Regions from separate parts of the Mus musculus genome. Here regions 1 and 3 are each linked to region 2. Evidence: chromatin loops called from intact Hi-C (ENCODE). Cell type or tissue: left cerebral cortex. All regions are shown on one strand. Each heading gives the region's core, and the rest is flanking DNA. Links, peaks and the distances in the headings are about the cores only.

Region 1 (6,138 bases), core at 1,139-6,138, 65 kb after region 2:
TCGACAGCCACCCCGACTGGGGGTTTGGGGTGCTGAGGGTGGGGTGCCCAGCTGAGAGTCTATCAGCAAAGTCCCTGTGTGCGGTGATAGGACTAGTGGCTGCTGCCCTAGGGCTCTGACAGAATCTGAGCCTCTTTGCTGGTCATGTGTACTCTGGAGACTGTCCCCCATGTCTGCCCTGAGTTACGGAGCCCCTGTGGTATCTGCGAGACTGTCCAGGAGACTTGAGTGGCTCCTGGGCCTGTGTCCCACCCAGATGAGGGTGACTTAGAATTCTGTGTTTATGTGCCTGTGTGTGTGGATGGGTGTGTGTCTGTCTTGGGATGGGGTGTTCTTGCACCACTTTGTGTTCTTAGTGAGACCACAGTGTAAGTGGCCGTGTGTGTGTGTGGGGGGGGGCACCTAGACATTGTGGTGTGTCTGTATGGCTCTGTGTTTTCAGGGGTGGGTGACACAGGCCTGTCTGATGAGCACCAGGTCTGTTCCAGGCTGTGGCAAGCTGGCTCCTGGCTCAGAAGTGACAAAGCTGCAGTACAGAGGCCTCAGTGTGAGGTCATCACCTCACAGTGGCTACAGACCAGGCTGTGGCCTGAGTGAGCTGGAACCTCTGGGGTGGGGACGAGAAAGAGAGAGGGAGAGAGAGGGGGGAGAGTGAGTGTGTGTGTGTGAAGGGGGAGAGTGTGTGGGGGAAGAGTGAGAGAGATAGAGTGTATGTGTGAGAGGGAGGGAGAGTGGGAGGTAGAATGAGAGAGAGTGTGTATTGGAAGGGAGAGAGAGAGTGTGAGAGAGTGTGAGAGAGAGACAGAGACAGAGATAAAGGAGATAAAGAGAGACAAAGACATGGTCACAAAGAGACAGAGAAGCAGAAAGAAGGCTGAAGCCAGATGACCAAGTAGGCCGGACCCCACTGTGTTCCCTTCTGTGTGCCAGGCACAGGGAGAGCCACAGCCTGAAGCCTGAGTCTGAGCATAGCTGAGCCCTGACCTCTAGCCAGCCCAGGGCCCCCACAGCTGCCACCTGCTCCCAAGCCCCGGGAGTGGCTCCTGGCTGGACAGGGGGTCACAGCCCTTTCTCAGGGACACACCCTGATAGCACAATCTCTGGGCCACCCCAGGCTTCTCCTGGCTGGCCTTGCCCATCCTGGGGAGAACCGGGCTGGGTGGCAGGGGAGGCCGGAGCCCACCCTGGCTGCTGGCCAACCTGCCCAGGCATCTCTGGTGCTGGGGACCCCGCCAGGCCTCGCTTGCTGTGACCCACCCCTGCCCCCCGCATGTGGGAGCCCCATCCCATGTGGGGTCTGTGTACCGTTCTCTCGTAGACCTTGTCTTCCTGCAATAAACACGTGGATCCTGCCTCCCCTGTGCTGCATGTGGCTTCTGTGGGGCTTTAAGCTGCCTGCTGCAGCTGAGGGTGGGAAATGGAGGGTGGGCGTGGGGGACACGGGGAGGGGGGATTGCAGTGGGTGTCACAGCCAAGGTCACAGCCAAGCTTACTGGGCCATGAACAGTGTCCATTCCTTATGTGGGCCTTGCTGGCCTCCCTGGATCCTGCCCCAGGGGCTCAGTCTTTTACTCAGCCTCTCTCTGATTCCCGCCCAGTCCTTCAACTTCCCAGGCTGCCCTCTGCCATTTAAAGGACAGATTGGCTGAGCTCATTCATTCACTCACTAATTCATTCATTCACCCATTCACTGTGTGTAAAAGGCACCACAGTACGCCCAGCTCTGACCTGGAGCCCAGGTTCGGCCACAGTGTGCACCGGCCAGGGTGCCTGCCTTCTCAGCCCCTCCACCTTCAGTCATGTACAACTGAGCATGGCCACCCCTGCCTCGAATCCCAGCATGGGAGGCTGCATAGGGAGGCACATTGCCAGGAATCCCAACAGAAACAAGGGCTGGAGGGGTGGCCCAATGGTTAGAAATGCTTGCAGCTCTCTCAGAGAACCAACGTTCAATTCCTAGCACAAGGAAACAAGTCAGGATTCCTGTAACCCCAGCCAAGGGAGCCAAGAACAAAGCAACACCCTCCTTTTAGCCTAGGATAGAAAACATAAGACCCAGGTTCAGGGAGAGACCCTGCCTAGAAGAAATAGGCAGAGCCAAAGAGGATAACAGCACCCTGCATTGGCCTGGCCATGGCGTATCAGCCAGTGCCCACACTCAGGCACAAACATACGTGAACAAACAACAAACAAAATAAAAATTTAAACCTCACAGAACCAGAGAAATAAAGAACAAAAAGAGAGAAAACAAAAACAAAGGAAAAAAAAACATAAAAAATACCTACATCCTGGGAGTGTGGTCATGGATGGTGCCCCGCCTAGAATCCTCCAATAAGCGGCGATGAGGGCGTGGTCAGGATGGAACTCCGCCTAAAATCCTCCAGTGAGGGGCGATGAGGGCGTGGTCATGGGTGGAGCCTGCCTAGAAATCTCCATTGAGGGGGGTTGAGGGCGTGGTCAGGATGGAGCTCCGCCTAGAATCCTCCAGCAAGGGGCTGGAGCCTCTCCTAGGTCATATGAGGCCATGGACTCCATGCCCAGAAATGGAAAAGAAAGGCTGCATTTATCTTTCGTATAGTAATAGGTGAAATTTGGCTGTGTCTCTCCTGATGTGGATGAAACCCTCGATGCCGTTTCTGTCCTGTATAACCTGCATGTGATGTCTCATGTACAAACACACACACACACACACACACACACACACAGAGACACATGCGTTTGGAGGTGGAGCAGCCAGTCCTCCTGGCTACACAGTGAATCTGAGGGCAGCCTGGGGTACATTTGTGAGAAGCTGTCTCAAAAAAACAAAAACAAAAACAAAAACAAAAACAAAAAAAAAAAACCAACAGTTTGTGTTAGTTTAAGACAGTCCCACTCTGGAGCTGGAGAGATGGCTCAGCGGTTAAGAGCACTGACTGCTTTTCTAGAGGTCCTGAGTTCAATTCCCAGGCACCACATGGTGGCTCACAACCATCTGCAATGTAAAAAGGGACCTGATGCCCTCTTCTGGGGTGTCTGAAGACAGCTACAGTGTACTCACATACATTAAATAAATAAATAAATATCTTAAAAAAAAAAAAAGTCCCACTCTGTGGCTCAAATTGGCCTGAAACTCACAGCAATCCTACTGCCTCGGTTTCCTGACTGCTAAAAGGTTATGTGTGCGTGATTATGGCATACATGATAATATTTATTTATCTGATTGTTTGTTTATTTGTTTATTTTGGGTTTTTTTTTTGAGACAGGGTTTTTCTGTGTAGCCCTGGCTGTCCTGGAACTCACTCTGTAGACCAGGCTGGCCTCAAACTTAGAAATCTGCCTGCCTCTGCCTCCCAAGTGCTGGGATCAAAGGCTTGCGCCACCACTGCCTAGCCATGATGATTTTTTTAAACATTTAAACATTTATTTTTCTGTCTATTTATTTATTGTGTGTATAGGTCAGAGGACAGCACACAGCGGTCTGTGTTCTACCATCATGTGGCTCCTGGGACTCAAATTCAAGTCTTCAAACTTAGCCACAAGTGCCTCTGTACATCAAACTGTTGCTGGCCCAGCTCAATTTTTTTTTTGTTTGTTTGTTTTTAAAAGATGCATACTGGCTTTTAAGACAACAAGAGTCATAGAAACAGGCTGGCTTGTGGCAGCCAAACCTTTAATTCCAGCACTTGGAGGTAAATAGATGGGTGAATCTCTGTGAGTTGGAGGCCAGCCTTGTCTACACAGTGAGTCACTATTTCAAACAAACAAACAAACAAACAGGGCTGGAGAGACAACACGGCAGTAGAGAACACTGACTGCTCATCCAGAGAACTAGGTTTCATTTCCAGCACCCAGTCCCAAGGGATCCAATACCCTCTTCTGGACTCTGCAGACCACTTGCATACACACACACACACACACACACACACACACACACGGTGAGCACACAGACACATGCATGCACAACATCTTTACACACAAAATAAATACGAACAGTTTTGGAAAAAAATAAAACAAAACAATGTAAATCATGGAAATGAAAGAGTCTAGGTAGGTCAGGGTGACAAGGTCTGGACCTAGGGGAAGGGGATGTGCCCAGGGCGGGCAGCTCCAGCGCTCCCCCTGGTGGCCTCTGGGCTCAGTGCGGTCTCCTGAATCTACTTAGACTCAATTGCATGCCACAAAAGGGTAATTTTTGTGGATCTTGTTTTGAATTACATTTGGGAAATTTGTGTGTGTGTGTGTGCACGTGTGCATGTACACACGCTCCAGTATGTGTGTGGTAGTCAGAGGACACAATGGTCTAGCCTTACTGGAGATTAGATTCTCTCAGGCTCTCAGGCTTGGAGGCAGATACTTTTCCTGTTGAGCTACAAACCTCTTAGTGTTTGTATTTATTTATTTATTCATTTATTTATTTATTCATTTATTTATTTATTTATTTAAATTTTATGTGCACGGGTGTTTTGCCTGTGTGCATGTCTGTGTGAAGGTGTCAGATCCCCTGAAACTGGAGACAGTTGTGAGCTGCCATGTGAGTGCTAGGAATTGAACCCAGGTCCTCTGGAAGAACAGCTAGTGCTCTTAACCACTGAGCCGACTCTCCAGCATTAGTTAGTTTTTGAAACAGGGTCTCATGTTGCCTACAATGGCTTCAAACTCACCCATGTAGCCCAAACTGAACTCAAACTTGGGGCAGTCCTCCTGCCTCATCTTCTCAAGTGCTGGAAGATAGCCCAACTCTGCATCTACCAGGTGAACCACAAACAGTAGTAGGGTCTGGGGACAGCCTGGATGGGATGTGCCAGGGAAGAACACTGAAGAAAGGTTCTGGGCTTTCTCTGAATATAAAGTGCAGTGTTTGTGTGTGTTTGTGTGTGTGAGCACACGTGCATGTGTGTGCCTGTCTGTGCATGTCTGTGGTGGGGGCATTCATATGTGTGTGCATGTATGTGTGTGGATGTGTGTGTGGATGATAGCCAGGTTCCTTCAGGAATGACAAGAGTCCAGGGAGCCGAGCCAGTAGATTGTCTGTCACAGAATGTCAGTCCACACCAGAATCCTGAGGTCACCCACCCAGGGGCTGCACTGGTCTTTCCCTGGGATGGCTGTTACCTGCAGGGATGTTCCAGATGTCTCTGAGGTCACCAAGAAAACTTGTAGAGAATGCAGACCCATGGGCTGGGGCTTCCAGCATGAGTCCCTGGTGCCACTGCCCCCACTGGAGAGTCAAAGTCATCCTCTCCTGCATGGTGAGTTCAAGGCCAGCCTGGGCGGTTTACTGTGACCCTGTCTTAAAATATATATATATGGCTGAAGTTATAACCCAAGCCAAGTACTGCAAAAGCCAAAAAAAAACCCAAGTAACAGAGAGAATAGAAAAAACCGGAGATGAACATCAGAATACAGAAATGATAAACAAGCAAATAAAAAATCAGTATTTCCTCACTATCCTGGGTCTCTGCTCGGGATTCAAACTCGTTCCTTGAAAACCACAAGGGAGCTTCCTGTCCCTGGCTCCCATGGGGTTTTTTGACTGGACCTTGCTGTTCTGTTAGATCTGGGCTGAGATGGGGAGTTTGATCGGTGTTTTCTTACTGCTAAAATGATGCTCAGCGGAAGATGAATATTATCACAATATGGGATACAAATGTATGCAAACGTCATAATGAAACTCATTATACCATACAATAAATACACACCAATAAAATAAACTCGAAAATCCAAACAAAACAAAGCCTGACTTAGTACATGCCTAACGTTAAGCAGCTTCTCCTCAGAGAGGCCCCTTTGATTGCACCATTGATTGCCAATCTTTAGACGCATAACCCCGCCCTCCAGCTAGTGAATGGCCCGTGGAGACGCCATTCCTGGGTTTGGCCCGCCCACTCGAGCCCGAAGCCCCGCCCTGCCCCCAAGGCTAAGCCTACCAGACTGTCGGCCCTAGGCTCCTCCTCTGGACCAACCTCCGCCACCTTGGCTTCTGATTGGTCCGAATGCTACAGAGGCTCCGCCCTCATCGCGGGAGACCCCGCCCCATGGAAGAGCCCTCTCTAGGCCCCGCGGTGCGTTCGGCTGTGCGGCTGCTGAGACACTGGCTGGAGGCAGGTGAGCTCCGCATGCTGAAGAGACTCGGGGTGTATCGGGGAGGAGTGGGCT
Region 2 (7,465 bases), core at 1,403-6,402:
ATTTGGACTCGGGACTTTGATGGGTACTCGAGGGTTGGCTAGAGAGGAACTGGCATATACGAAGTCTGGGCTGAGAGAGGACCAGCTGTAGACATATCGGTGGAAACATCATCCTTAGTACAGAGGGCACAGCCTGTGCAAAGGTCCTGGGGCAGGATCAGAGAAACTGAGGGGCAGAGAGTGTGTCCTAGGGAAGGTGGAGTCTGTACACCATCAAGTCTTGGGATTCCAGAAAGGGCAGGGAAGGAAGATGGGAGACTCCAAGGGCTCAACCTAAATGTGTTTCCCTGCAAGGTCTCTTCTGGAGCAGCTGAAACACCTGCAGGCACTTGTGGTCCAGTCAACCAGCAAGCCAGCCCATGCAGGCACCTGCATAGCGGTGAGTCCTGCCTGCAGCCACTCTTGGGAACCCCAAGACTGGTGGGGTCCTTGGTCTCAGTTGAATGACGTGTGTGTGTGTCTTCAATAGCAGGAGACAGATACAGGGGGGATTGTGTCAAGTTACAAGTCAGCCTGGCTATAAAGCAAGTCTGTTCCAATAATCAACATGTATATCTAAAAAAATTTAGATAAAAGAAAAAGTCTCAGCCTCCTCCTGAGACCCACACTCTGATAGCTGGACCCCAGCTTCCCTGCCTGTGACCCCACCCCATCTCCGGCAGGTCCTTCTGCTGTCCTTCGCCCTGATCATCCTCCCCTCCATCAGCCCTTTCAACTCCAACAAAGTTGACAGCCCTGGAGACTTCGTGCCAGTGCGAGGTAGGCAGTACCAGCCTTCGGATCCCCAGGGTGAGGGTGAGGTGCCAGGGGCAGGACAGTGGTCTGCTATGCAGGGCCTTGGCTTCCATTCCCAGCATCATAGATACCAGGGGTGATGGTGCAGGCCTGTCATACAGCTCTGGGAAGGTGGAGGCAGGGGATTACTTCAGAGCTATCCTTGGCTACATAGGACAACTTGGGCTAAGTGAGACCCCTGACAAAACATGTCAACACACACACACCCCTCAAAACCAAAAGCCCATACCATATCAGGAGACTTGAGGCGGATGGCTCAGAGAGTAGATACTTGCCACTAAGCCTGAGAACTGGAGTTTAAGTCCCAGATACACAAAACGGTAGAGAACAGAATGTTGCCAAACTGTTCATACAATGAGTGTCACACAACCCAGGGGACACAGTTGCCACTACATCCTGCCCACCTAGGGCAGGTGAGACTCCACAAAGCTGAGGCTGTGCCTCATGCCTGCCTCTTCTGACTCCCTAGTTCTCCCCAGTGTTTTCCAGAACCCTCCACAACCACGCTGCATCCCGCGTGGCTCCCGATGTCACCCCAGGATCTGAGGTCCCAGGACCTTGGCCCGACGTTGGTACCCCCCACAAAGGCCCTTCCTCCGGTGGTCTCAGTGCAGACTGGGGAAATTTTCTGGAAATTCCAATGTTGGACAACCTGACAGAAGAGCTAGACAACTCCACCCTGGTGCTGGCCAACTCCACAGAGGACCTGGGACGGGCCACCCTGCTGGACTGGGTGGCTTCAGAACCACTGCTCAGTCCAGGCCGGGTTGGGCTGGAGATACCAGGGGAGATGTGGCTGTCCTGGGTACCAAGGTGGCTTAGGGTCCGTCTGGTGCAAGATGCATTGGGGGTGCTGTGACAGACTCAGACAGCCCTGGGGACGACTGCCTCCTGGAGAAGCTGACCCCCAAGTCAGGGGGAAATGGGGTTTCCAGGCACAGAGACATGAAGGCCCTGGGGTAGAACAGGAACCAGAGCCCTTTACCCATACATGCAGACAGACTGACACTAACACCTGAACCCTAACCTCCAACCATGGAGCTCCTACTCTCCCCTGACCACCAGGAAGATGCAGAGTCTCTGGGACCTGGGCTTCCCAAATCAAGGTTTAGCCCACAAACTTCCATCTTCCTCTTTTGGAGAGAGGTCTTCCTCTTGTAGACCAGGCTGGCCTCAGATTTACAGAGCTCTACCTGCTTCTGTGTCTCAAGTGCTAGGATTAAAGGTGTGAGCACCACCTCCTTTTCTAAGACTTTGTGACCTTCAATAAAGTATTTTGACAAAACTGGGGCTGCGGCTCAGTGGGTAAAACCTTTGCCTAGTTTGTATGAAGCCCTTTGGCTCCATCCACAGCAGCATAGGAACCAGGCACAGGGTATACACCTGTTATCCCAGCACGGGGAGGTAGAGGCAGGAGAGGAGGACCCAAGGTTCAAGGTCAGGCAGATGTGGGCACACACCTTTAATCCTAGCACCTGAAGGCTGTATGCAGGTAGATCTCTGAGTTTGAGGCCAGCCTGGTCTACATAGTGAGACACGGTTCAACAAAACAAAACAAGGGGCTGGCGAGATGGCTCAGTGGATAAGAGCACTGACTGCTCTTCTGAAGGTCCTGAGTTCAAATCCCAGCAACCACATGGTAGCTCACAACCACCCATAATGAGATCTGATGCCCTCTTCTGGTGTGTCTGAGGTCAGCTACAGTGTACTCACATATAATAATAAATAAATCTTAAACAAACAAAACAAACAAACCCCCAAAGCCAGGCAGTGGTGGCACACACCTTGAATCCCAGCACTTGGGAGGCAGAGGCAGGCAGATTTCTGAGTCCCAGGAAAGCCAGGCTACAAAGAGAAACCCTGTCTCAAAAAAAAAACAAAACAAAAACCAAAACAGAAGTGAGTTGAGCAGAGTGGAGCCTGGAGGGCATGAGCTCTGGCCTGTGCCTCCAGGAGGGTCTTGGCTGGCTGCCCCCACCCCCTTGCACTGATTTTATGGTGAGGAAGCTGGCGGTGAGGGGGATGATTGTGTCTGGTCTTATGGGCAGTTCACAACAGCCAGTAAACACAGGAGGAAAAGGGGGCAGGAGGAATAAGAGAACTCTTGTGTCATGGATGGCGGCCATGCTTCAAATGCCAGCACTCAGAAGTCAGAGGCAGGAGGATTTCTGTGTTCAAGGTCAATCTGGTCTACAAAGTCAGAACAGCCAGGGCTACACTGAGAAACTGTCTAGAAAACTCAGAGACAGTCTTGGGGTGGATAACAGGGCTCGTAAGGATGATTGCAGGGCAAGCATCAATTAGGACCATAGTTTGAATCCCAGTAAAGCGAGCTGGAGGCAGGGCCTGCCTGAATGCAGCTGCAGCCTTGCCAGATGTGTGTGAAGGGTGGGTCCTCAGCCTAAGTCTGCACGAGCAGTCAGTGCTCCTAACCACTGAGCCATTTCTCAGCCCCCGGCTGTCCCGTGTGGCTGTCTGTGCACAGGAGGCCAGGAGGGGCACCTGACCCTCTAGAGAGAGTAGGTACAGGCTGGTGTGAGTCTCCACGTGGGTACTGAGATTCTGGGGCCTCTGTGGGAGCAGCTGGTGCTGTAGCCTCTGGGCCATCTTCTGAGCCTGATGGCCTCACCTATTCACCTAGGACAGTTAACCAGTGAGCCCCAAGCATTTGCCTGCCCTCGCCTCACTCCAGTGCTGACATTACAGGGGTCACAACCCTAACAACTGTTCCCATGGTCCTGGAGACTCAAACTCAAGCCTGAAGGCCTGTGCAGGCAGCAAATGAGATGTCTGTCAGTCCCACAGTTCCTTGAGCCACACAGCCTACAATAGCCTGGGGCTGCCCATCCTGGTGCATTTAGAGACCTCCTCCCATACCGGATGGGCGGGTCCACTGTGTCTGAAGGTGTGGCTGTTGGTCTGTGGACTCGAGGCATATTGATTAGATGATTGGGACCTTGTGTTACTCAAGGATCAAGACTGACCCCACCGGCTTCCTTCTGCTGTGGCTACTAGTTCTTCAGTTGTATGCATGTGCTCACTGTCTGATATTTGAGCAAGTCAGAGGAGGCCAGCCCTGCTACACAAGGAAGGCCCTATCTTTTTTTGTTATGCAGAAATAATAGAAGCTAGAGGTTGCAATACTGTACAGAGCCAGCAGATGGCAGCCCCTCACCAAGTCTTGCTCCCACCCATTCCCTAGAGAGGTCCAGAAAGGAGCTGGTAGCTGAGAACAGACACAGTGACCCTGAGTGACACATTGCGCAGGTGACCCTGGCACCAGTTCTTAGCACCCTCCAACGGCTAGACTATCACATGTCACACCATGATGCCAGTGAGGAAGTAGCTGGCCAAGCCTGGGGCAGAGCAGTACAGAGAGAGGACCAGGCAGGGTGCCCCTGTGTGGAGTTTAATGTCCAACATCAGGTTGGGGAGGGGCTAGTGCAAGGAGACCACTGGGCAGCCTGAGGCCAGGGGACCTGGAGCCGGGGTGGGACAAGGATGGAAACTTCCCCAAGCTCATCTGTACGCCCAAGGGTTGCTGAGCTGCCCAGCAGGCTGGGCTAAGGCACAGGGCGGCGAGCTGGGGACCGGTCAGCACGCAGGCGCCTCGCTGCCCTCCACCTGCAGACCCTTGCTCAGGAGGAAGGCGTCCTGCTTGGGGTCGCGGCCCAGGAACTGCTTCAGCATGGCGCTGGCGTCCTCAGAGCCCCCTGGCCTCAGGATGCTGGTCCTGTAGTCCATGCCAACCTGGGAAAAAGGAGATGGGTCACAGTGGGCAGCTGGAGTTTCACTGACCTGGGGTCAAAAGCCTCACGCCCCTCACACCATTCTCCCCGCAGCTGGCTGTGGCCAGGGCCCCTGCATCATAGCTCACCTTGGGGCTAAGCACACCCTCTTGCTTGAAGCGTGTGTGGAACATGTCCATCGAGTACACTTCGCTCCATAAGTAGCCATAGTACTGAGCATCATAGCCGCCAGCTAGGTGGCCGAAAGTGGCTGGCATGTTGGTACCTGGGCAGACACAGGGCGCAATGAGGGGCCCATGGAGATACTTTGAGGGTGCACAGCCTCCACGGGTAAGGCCTGAATCTCCTGCAGCCCCCCGCCCCCCAGGGTGGGGAATTCTCAGCTCTCTGGGAGCTGGGATGGTGGTGGCCCTGCAGTGTGAACATTACCTGGTGTGGCTGGCACCCCGAGGATCTCTTGGCAGAGCCGGGCATATTCCTCAGCCGGGTCTGCGTCTGTCTGTGTGTGCAGGACCTGATCCACCTTGGCAAGCACAATCTGCCGCAGGTTGAAGAGACCTTGGGGGGAGGTCAGAGGTCAGCCTCAGGCTGGGAAAGCACTGCAAAGGTTCTCACCTGGCTGAGCAACGTGGCTGCAGCAGCACGGCTCACCTGCATTGGCCTGGCGAGACTTGATGAGCTTCTCCAGGAGGTCCTGAGGGGCCTCGCTGCCCGTGCGGTAGTGCTGAGACATGCGCATCAGGGGCTCCTTCTCCCACACCCAGTTCTCCAGCATCTGGGACGGCGCCTCCACAAAGTCCCGCTCCACGTGGGTCCCACTGAACATGGCAAACTCCGCCTAGACCAGGCACGGCAGATGTCAGCTCCCTGGCTTCTGCACACTGGATGCCAGCAGCTGCTGAGGCCAGAGGCTGTGCCACCTCCCTGGCTCCTTTTCTCCAGTCTCACACTCAATAAGGCTCTGCTCCAGCCTCCCTCCTGGACAAACTGTCCCCAAAGTCATCCTGGCATGCAAGTGTGGGTGAGATGGCACTGTGACAGATGGTAGGTCACTGTCAGACACAGCATAGGAGGGAAGAGGCAGGTCAGGTCAGTGGGTCAATGCTGACAAGCCTGATGCTGGTGGGGTCTGCACACGTAAGGCACACACACACATGCCCTCACACCAAGTTAGCAAATATAATAAAAACAATTTCTGCAGGGCAGAAGGCCCAGGGCTGGCGAGGAGTGATCTCGCGGGCCCAGCTCACCTGCGAGCACAGCTGGTGCATGACGTGCCCGAACTCGTGGAAGTAGGTCTCCACCTCATCATGCTGCAGCAGGGATGGCGCGTCAGGTGTGGGCTTCGTGAAATTGGCCACCATGGCTGCGACGGCCAGCTGCCGGCTGCCATCCTGCCGTAGGCAGCCAGGCTGCAGGCCAAAGCAGGCTGCATGGCCATATTTCCCTTCCCTGGGGATCGAGATGAGGTCAGGGCAGAGACGAGAGGTACCGGGGCATCCAGAGCCAATGTTCAGTGCCTGGCAGTGGATCCGGGGGCTGCAGGCCCCCCCCCCACAGCAGGAGCCCCAAGCTGCCCTGGACTTCCTACTCCTCTGCCCCATGCCTGGCAGGGCCCCATTCTCACCTGGGGTATAGGTCGAGGTAGAACTTGCCGATCTCCTCTCCAGAGGCGGCGTCCCGCACTGAGTAGAGCCGCACGTCCTCGTGCCAGGCAGCGGCACCTTCCTCCAGCGTGAAGGTCAGCCCCAGCAGCTCTTGGTAGATGGCCAGCAGCCCACGTGTGACCACCTGCATGGGGAAGTACTCCTTCAGCAGGTTCTGGTCCACACGATAGCGAGTCTCCTCCACCTGGTTCATGTAGTAGCGCATGTCCCATGCGTGGATGCGCCCGTCGAATGGCAGTCCCCGCTTGGCGCACTCTGCCTCCTTCAGCTCCAGGATGACCGCGCGCTCCTGCTCACCCAGGGGCTTCAGCTTCTGTGCCAGCTCATCTGCAGAGACACCACCGTCACCCTCCGCCACCCCTGCCTGCTGCCCAGGAAAGAGGACAACACACACCCACATGCAACAGGAGACCTAGCTACATCACCATCCAGAACCCCAGGAGAGAGAGCCAGGGGGGCCCCTCACTGCCAGGGCAAGGGCGTGTGGAAGGAAGCAGCTGGACTTGGGCTGCAGGCTCTGCCCCTGACACGGTCATGACAATGGCCTTCCAGGCTGAGTGGGTGAGGCAAAGATGGGAGTCCATGGCCAGAGTAGAGTGGCTACCTAGGAAGGTGGCTACTGTTTGACTGGTCTTGGCCATGTTCATCTCCAGGACGTAGTCCGCGTGTGTGTGGAACCCCAACAGGCTGGACTTCTGTGCTCGCAGGGACACTAGCTCCTTCAGAATGGCACAGTTCTCCTGCAGGGACACAGGCATGGCGGCTCTAGCTCTGCACTACCCCAACCAGAGCTGCAGGTGCAGAGGTTGGCTGTCCTGGGGCTGGTTGTAGGCTGCAGCAACTTGATCACACACAGAGTGGCACAGCAGAGAGTAGAGACAAGCCCAGGCTCCATTTGAGCACCGCAAGAGCAAGCAATGGAAGCCTGGGCTGGGGAAGAGGTGGCCAGAGGATGGATGAGGACTGGCCAGGACAGCATGCCCAGCACCACACAGGAACTCATGCACCCAGGTGGGCAGGAGACCTCACAGAGGCAGCACCAGCCACAAATGGGGAGCTTGGGAGGTCAGGGGAGACTATAGGGTGAGGAGTCTTGAGCAGTTGGGTCGGTTAACTGACAGTAATTATTCCTCCCGTGCCTCTGGGAGGTAGAGCCCATGGCCCTGGATCCGAGGCCACAGCTCAGTCAGCGTGTTAAGTCCCAGCCCGTTCTGTTTGGGGCAGGGTCAGGAAAGTGGGGGACCCAGGCTCCAG
Region 3 (6,138 bases), core at 1,139-6,138, 160 kb after region 2:
GAGTCCGGGGCAGCTAGGGGACACCTCAGCAGCAGCTGTCACCGCCACACCCTCTCAGCGCCAAAATTTGAAAATTGCAGCACGTCTCCCAAAGAGCACGGGGGAGGGGGCAAGGGGTGGGGCAGAGGGTTCTGCCCCATCCCGAGTACCGCATGGTTTTCTGGGACTTAGAGTCCAGCCGTGCAGGGATGGGGTGCACCACGAACCCCGCCCCGCTCAGAGGGAAGAGGGCGGGAAGTGGACAGAAAGCCTGGGCACTGAGGAGCACAGCAAGGAGAAATGGTGTGCCTAGGGGGCGACCCCAGCCGTAGGCCCTGAGGCACAGAGGACATACAAGCCAAGAGGGGTGTATGCGAGGGTGCAGTAAAGAAACCTAAATGGCCGCTGTGTTGGTGGGAAAGGAAAAGTTTATTCCCAACTGCCAAGGCTCTCTCCTGGGGAAAGTAGAGAGATGAAATGGATAAATGGGTATAAAGAGAATGTGTATGGGGGGGGGGAGAGCTGAGGGGGGAAATGTGGGAACTCTTGAAATATCTAACAGGTACTTGTGAGTAAGGCCTGGGGAAGTCTGGGGCCAGCATGGACATTGATATGTTGATAGGAGCCACAGGTATTGGAGAGCTATGTGTCCCTTCTCCCATAGGCAAGGGAACCGGCTCCTATTGGTAGATAGGAACAGACTTCAGGAGTTCCTGAGGGATGCTGGCTTTTTAACTGCCAGAAACCTTCCTATAGTCCAGGTTGAGTTGGGCCTAGCCTCAATTTCAAGTCAGTGGGCCTGCCCTTTTAGGAGGTGATGGGATTGGGAGCCTTTGCGAATATGTGCAGGGCAGTGTGAATCAGATAGGGAAAAGAAAAATGTTTGCATTTGCGGAGGTGGAACTGAGGACCTACCTCTCTTTAGGTAGGTAAGTGCTCATCCTTTGAGGCATGATCCCAGACCCTCACTGGGGAACTCTAAGGGGCTGTGCCCTTGACCATGCCTGCAGACTGGGGGATTCTAGGTAGGGGATCCTGAGTCATGCCCTCTGCCCATCTTTCCAGTTTTTACACTAATAGCTCTAATTATAAGAAAATGGAAGGTCTGGTGAGATGGCTCAGTGGTTAAGAGCACTGGCTGTTCTTCCAGAGGTCATGAGTTCAATTCTCAGCAACCACATGGTGGCTCACAACCATCAATAGGGGGATCTGATGCCCTCTTAAAGCAGGCGGATGTATATGCAGCAGAGCACTCATACATTGAATAAAGTTTAAAAAAAAAAAAAGAAAATGGAAGGGGCTGGCGAGATGGCTCAGCAGGTAAAAGCACTGACTACTTCTTCTGAAGGTCCTGAGTTCAAATCCCAGCAACCACATGGTGGCTCACAACCACGTGTAATAAGATCTGACACCTTCTGAAGACAGCTACAGTGTACTTATTTATAATAATAAATAAATCTTTGGGCTGGAACTAGCAGGGCCTGAGCCGGTGGGGTTGATCAGAGTGAGCTAGTGGGGCTGACAGGAGGGAACAGAGGTCCTAAAAATTCAATTCTCAACAACTACAGGAAGGCTACAACCATCTATAGAGCTACAGTGTACTCATATACATAAAATACTCATCTTTTTTTAAAAAGACAGAAAGAAAATGGGTAACAGTGTCAGATCCTTTGACACAATGTAGCTTTAGGAAAGACAAATGCTAACCGTAGTGAGTCATTCTTACCTTTCCAGGATGACAGGTCAGGTGTTGTCTAGGGGACAGTAAGTCTGTCTGTATAGATTTAGTGTTATGATATGTGCGGGGAGAAGGCTATTCTGCAAGGAGTGGGTGTGGCACTGGGGAGCAGTCCTCTCCCAGTCATAAAAATTGACTCTCCCAGGTACCTGTTAACATCAAGTTAGAGAAAGGTGGTCCATAGTCTGGCCCTTGACACTTGACACATTGTGGGAGCCAAGCTCTGTTTATTATCCTCCTCTCCCCATTCTGCCCCCTCATGTGTGCGCACATGTCACGGTATTCATGTGAGGGGCTGAGGATCTTTGGCTTCCTATCCCCCTTCCTGTGTACTGTGGTCTAGCTGTCCCCGGACTTTCCTGTCTCTGCTCCCCGTCTCCCCACAGGAGTGCTGACATTACATGCAGGTGCTCTACCACATCCAGCTTCATGTTGGCCTATGTGATTTGGATTGGGTGGGTCTTCTTGCTTGCCCAGGTCTCCATTTTGTTTGTTTGTTTTCTGAGACAGAGCCTCATATAGCCCATATTCCCTCACACCCTTTGTCTTAGTTAGGGTTTTACTGCTGTGAACAGACACCATGACCAAGGCAACTCTTTTTTTTTTTTTTTATCTTACGTATGTGAATATACTGTTGCAGTCTTCAGACACACCAGAAGGGAGTATTGGATCCCATTACAGATGGTAGTGAGCCACCATGTGGTTGCTGGGATTTGAACTCAGGACCTCCGAGTTAAGAGCAGTCAGTGCTCTTAACCACCGAGCCATCTCTCCAGCCCCAAGTCAACTCTTATAAGGACATTTAATTGGGTCTGGCTTACAGATTCAGAGGTTCAGTCCATTATCATTAAGGCAGGAAGCATGGCACCGTCCAGGCAGGCATGGTGCAGGCAGAGCTGAGAGTTCTACATCTTCATCTGAAGGCTGCTAGTGGAAGACTGACTTCGAGGTAGCTAGGGTGAGGGTCTTAGCCCACACCCTCAGTGCCACACCTGCTCCAGCAGGGCCACACCTTCTAATAGTGCCACACACTGGGCCGAGCATATACAAACCATCACACCCTCTGTGTCACGGAGGTTGCCCTTGAGTTCCTGATTCTCTTACCTCCATCTGCCTGGTGCTGAGGTGAGAGCAGGGGGCTCATCCACGGTGCTGGGATAGAAGCCAGGACCTCAGTCAGGCAAACACTCTACACATTGACTCACATTGGTAGCCCTGTGTTTCTGCTATGTTATCCTCAAACTCACCATCCTCCTGCCAGTGCTGGGAAGACAGTAGTGGACATTTGCCTTGTGGCGGCTCTTTTAAAAATTACATTTGTTTACTATGTTCCTGTGTGTGGACACTTTAGCAGAACTTGGCTACTTTGTGGGTTCTTCTTTCTTCCACCCTTTTCTACCCTCTTTCCATCCTTTCAACCCTTAACACTAGATAGGAGGGGGGAAAGGACAGAGAGAAGAGGGGGTGACATTATTGTTAGGCTATTTCCTGTTGATTGGGGGCATTGAGTTCCTTGGAGCAAGTTTGATTTTGCTGTCAGGCTATCTAATTTCTTCTTGTTGTTGTTTCTTCTTTGCACACGACTAGTTAACAAACCGTTACCAACAGAGACCAACCAAAGCCCGTCTTGGGGCCATAACATTTGTATATCTTCTGAAAAGTGTCCATAATTCCTAAGGTCACAATCGCAGAAACTATGTGCAACTGACAAAACCGTGCCTCTGCTAGAGCACGAAGCAAATCATAGTCAGCTGCTGCAGACTATCTGAAGCAGCCCCATATGTGACACCTCTAATTAAAACAAAAACACAAACTCACATATTTCTGTGTTTTTCGAAGAACCCAATTGGAGTCCAGGAGACAATTGTGTGCATTGCTTGTCTTCTCGTATGTAGGGTTCAGCGATCCAAATTCGACCATCAGTTTTGGCAGCAGGTGCCTTTCTACCCTCTGAGGCATCTCACCCACCCTTGCTGTCTTTTTGTTCGATTTGTTCTGCATTTGTTTAATTTATTAATTGATTTCTGTGTGTGCGCTTATGTGGCTTCATGTGTGCATCTGTACACATGTAGAAATCAGAACGCCTCCTCCACCCGCAATCAGGGTAACTGCCAAACCCCGGGTTTTACTGGAAAGCTGGAAACTACATCTCCTGGCATGCCTCGCAAGCTGCCCTGTGGACTACGGCTCCCTGCGTGCTCCGCGCCAAGGAGACTACAAATTCCGGCGCGCTGCGGGCGGCGGCGCCATCTTCCGCGGCGCGGATTGAATGAGCGCGCCGCATTCGGGCAACCGAGGTGATTCTCCCGCCGCCGCCACCTCCGCCATGGCGTCTCTGCCGCCCCACGCGGGGCCCGCCACGCCGCTGTCGCCCACGCGTCTGTCTCGGCTGCAGGAGAAGGAGGAGCTCCGTGAGCTCAACGACCGCCTGGCACACTACATCGACCGTGTCCGCGCGCTGGAGCTGGAGAATGATAGGTTGCTGCTCCGGATCTCCGAGAAGGAGGAGGTGACCACTCGCGAGGTACGTGGGTCGGCACCGGGGACGCGGGGAGCTTGATCCTGGTGATAGGTGAAATGAGCGGAGTCCTGCCCACCCGGGATCCCGGAGACGGTGCATAGAACTAGCTAAGCCCAGCCCACAGGGGACCCGGGGGCTGGTGCACAGCTAGCTGAGTCTTGTTCACTGGGGACTCTGGGGCTGGAATATAAGGGCTAAATACTGCCTACCGGGGACCTCAGTACAGATGCATAACGCTGAAGCCCAGTCCACCGGGGACCCCCAGGGGCAGATGCCGACAGCTAAGTTTTGCTCACCAGGACACCCCAGGGTTGGGTGATAGGCCTGAGCCCTGCCCACCATAGACCCCAGGGACGATTGCAGAGCGCTGAGCGCCGCCCAAGGGGAGGGGAGACACATCTCTTACAGGTGCAAACCGCTAAGCCCCACCCACTGGGGGGACCAGGAACTGGTGCAGGCAGGTAAGTCCCGCCTACCAAAAACCCTAACACAGGTTAAAGTCTGGACGGGGAAGGGGACTAGTGCAGATGGGTCCAAATCCCTCCCATGGGAGGGACTTTAGGGACAAGTGACAGGTGTAAACAATGTTAGTCCCCGCCCCCGAAGCCCCACCCACCCGGGCGCTCTTGAGACAGGTGCTGATGAAGCTAACCTGTGCTCACATGGGGACCCTAAAGGAGACGTGTAGACTGAGGTAAAACTTCAATAAAGCCGGGTCCTAAGGACCTAAGCTTAGCTGAGTGGGATCAGGATGGCTTGTGTGTGTGTGTGTGTGTGTGTGTGTGTGTGTGTGTGTGTGTATGGGTGTGTGTGTGTGTGTGTGGGTGTGTGTGTATGGGTGTGTGTGTGTATGGGTGTGTGTGTGTATGGGTGTGTGTGTATGTGTTTGTGCATGTGGAAGCCAGAGGTCACCTTTGGGTGTTTCCCTCAGTGGTGGCGCACGCTTTTAATCCCAGCACTTGGGAGGCAGAGGCAGGTGGATTTCTGAGTTCGAGGCCAGCATGGTCTACAGAGTGAGTTCCAGGACAGCCAGGGCTACACAGAGAAACCCTGTCTCAAGGACCTTGGGGGACACTTCACATTCCATGAATAGGCAGGAAAGCCCTGCCCACCCAGGGTCATAGGTTTAAAGGACCCTGCCTGATTCCTAAGACACCCCAGAGGTAATGTGCTGAGACTGAGCAAGTCTCCCCAGTTAGGGGCCCATGAGACCCTAGGGGACCCTAAGGAAGTGCTGTCTGGAGGCTGTCCTGGGGAGCTTTGAGGGTCTCTGAGGGAGGAATACCAAGCCTGGCAGACCCAAACCCCTGAGGACCCCAGTGAGGGGTGCTGGGAACCCCTGAGGGAGAGCACCACTCTAGGCAAGACCATCCTTATTCGAGCTGTGGAGATTTGGGGCCCCTGAGGAGAGGTGTTGATCCAGTGTTGATCCCCTTCAGAGGACTCGTGGACTTTTGGGTACCCAGTGTGTAAGGGCGCATTCGGCACAGCCCTGGGAGACCCAGGTGAGAAGGCCATTTGGGGGCTCTCCTGACACTCAGGTTCTAGGGTTTGAGATTGTGAGGGTAATGATTTGGGTGTCACCAATGGACAAGGATAGGAGCTGGGCAGTCTCCACCCACTGTAGGGTCCATGGACATCTTGGGGTACTTCTGCTGAAGGCTTCCAAGGGAAGAGTCCAACAATGAGTGTGTGACTCCTCAGGGACCGGCACAGAGTGGGCCACAGCTTGTTGTGGGACAGGGTGGTTTCACACTGGTACCTGGGGGAGGAGCCATTGGGGCTGCCCCCCCCCCCCCCCCCCCGCAGTGAAAGGCATCTGGAGGGTGTTTGTACCCCACCCTCTTGGGGGAATATGAGGATGGTCTCTAGTCTTTGGTAGGGTAAGACAACTCAAGTC

What was found. Peaks named below come from ENCODE experiments on the same cell type or tissue, not always from the same donor. Only the 100,000 strongest peaks of a DNase experiment are listed, where the experiment ranks them.
Region 1: it touches region 2 in a loop (2.0-fold over the local background); 14 of 42 quality-filtered maps call a loop at or near these places.
Region 3: a loop joins it to region 2, with 2.1 times the contacts of the local background. A loop is called at or near these places in 4 of 42 quality-filtered maps.

The regions. Positions count from the first base shown.
Region 1 is chr10:81,014,805-81,020,942 of GRCm38, reverse strand. It overlaps Gng7 (guanine nucleotide binding protein (G protein), gamma 7), which reads left to right and starts at 6,018. Exons shown (of 4, transcript NM_010319.3): 1 at 6,018-6,087. It overlaps Diras1 (DIRAS family, GTP-binding RAS-like 1), which reads left to right. Exons shown (of 2, transcript NM_145217.2): 2 at 1-1,353. In left cerebral cortex, for the core only: a CTCF peak has its summit at 4,100 (motif pointing left); DNase peaks (open chromatin) are centred at 2,417, 4,096 and 5,903; H3K4me3 peaks cover 590 bases; H3K27ac peaks cover 381 bases.
Region 2 is chr10:81,078,944-81,086,408 of GRCm38, reverse strand. It overlaps Thop1 (thimet oligopeptidase 1), which reads right to left. Exons shown (of 13, transcript NM_022653.4): 7 at 6,816-6,951; 8 at 6,172-6,538; 9 at 5,795-5,996; 10 at 5,196-5,382; 11 at 4,974-5,102; 12 at 4,673-4,809; 13 at 4,049-4,545. The coding sequence ends at 4,390. It overlaps Creb3l3 (cAMP responsive element binding protein 3-like 3), which reads left to right. Exons shown (of 10, transcript NM_001382818.1): 8 at 295-379; 9 at 663-759; 10 at 1,275-2,080. The coding sequence ends at 1,654. Among named protein-coding and RNA genes, the nearest start is that of Creb3l3, 9.9 kb to the left of the region's middle. In left cerebral cortex, for the core only: a CTCF peak has its summit at 3,956 (motif pointing right); a DNase peak (open chromatin) is centred at 3,952.
Region 3 is chr10:80,916,067-80,922,204 of GRCm38, reverse strand. Lmnb2 (lamin B2) reads left to right here and starts at 3,960. Exons shown (of 12, transcript NM_010722.5): 1 at 3,960-4,241. The coding sequence starts at 3,987. In left cerebral cortex, for the core only: a CTCF peak has its summit at 3,968; DNase peaks (open chromatin) are centred at 3,912 and 4,633; H3K4me3 peaks cover 1,498 bases; H3K27ac peaks cover 1,284 bases.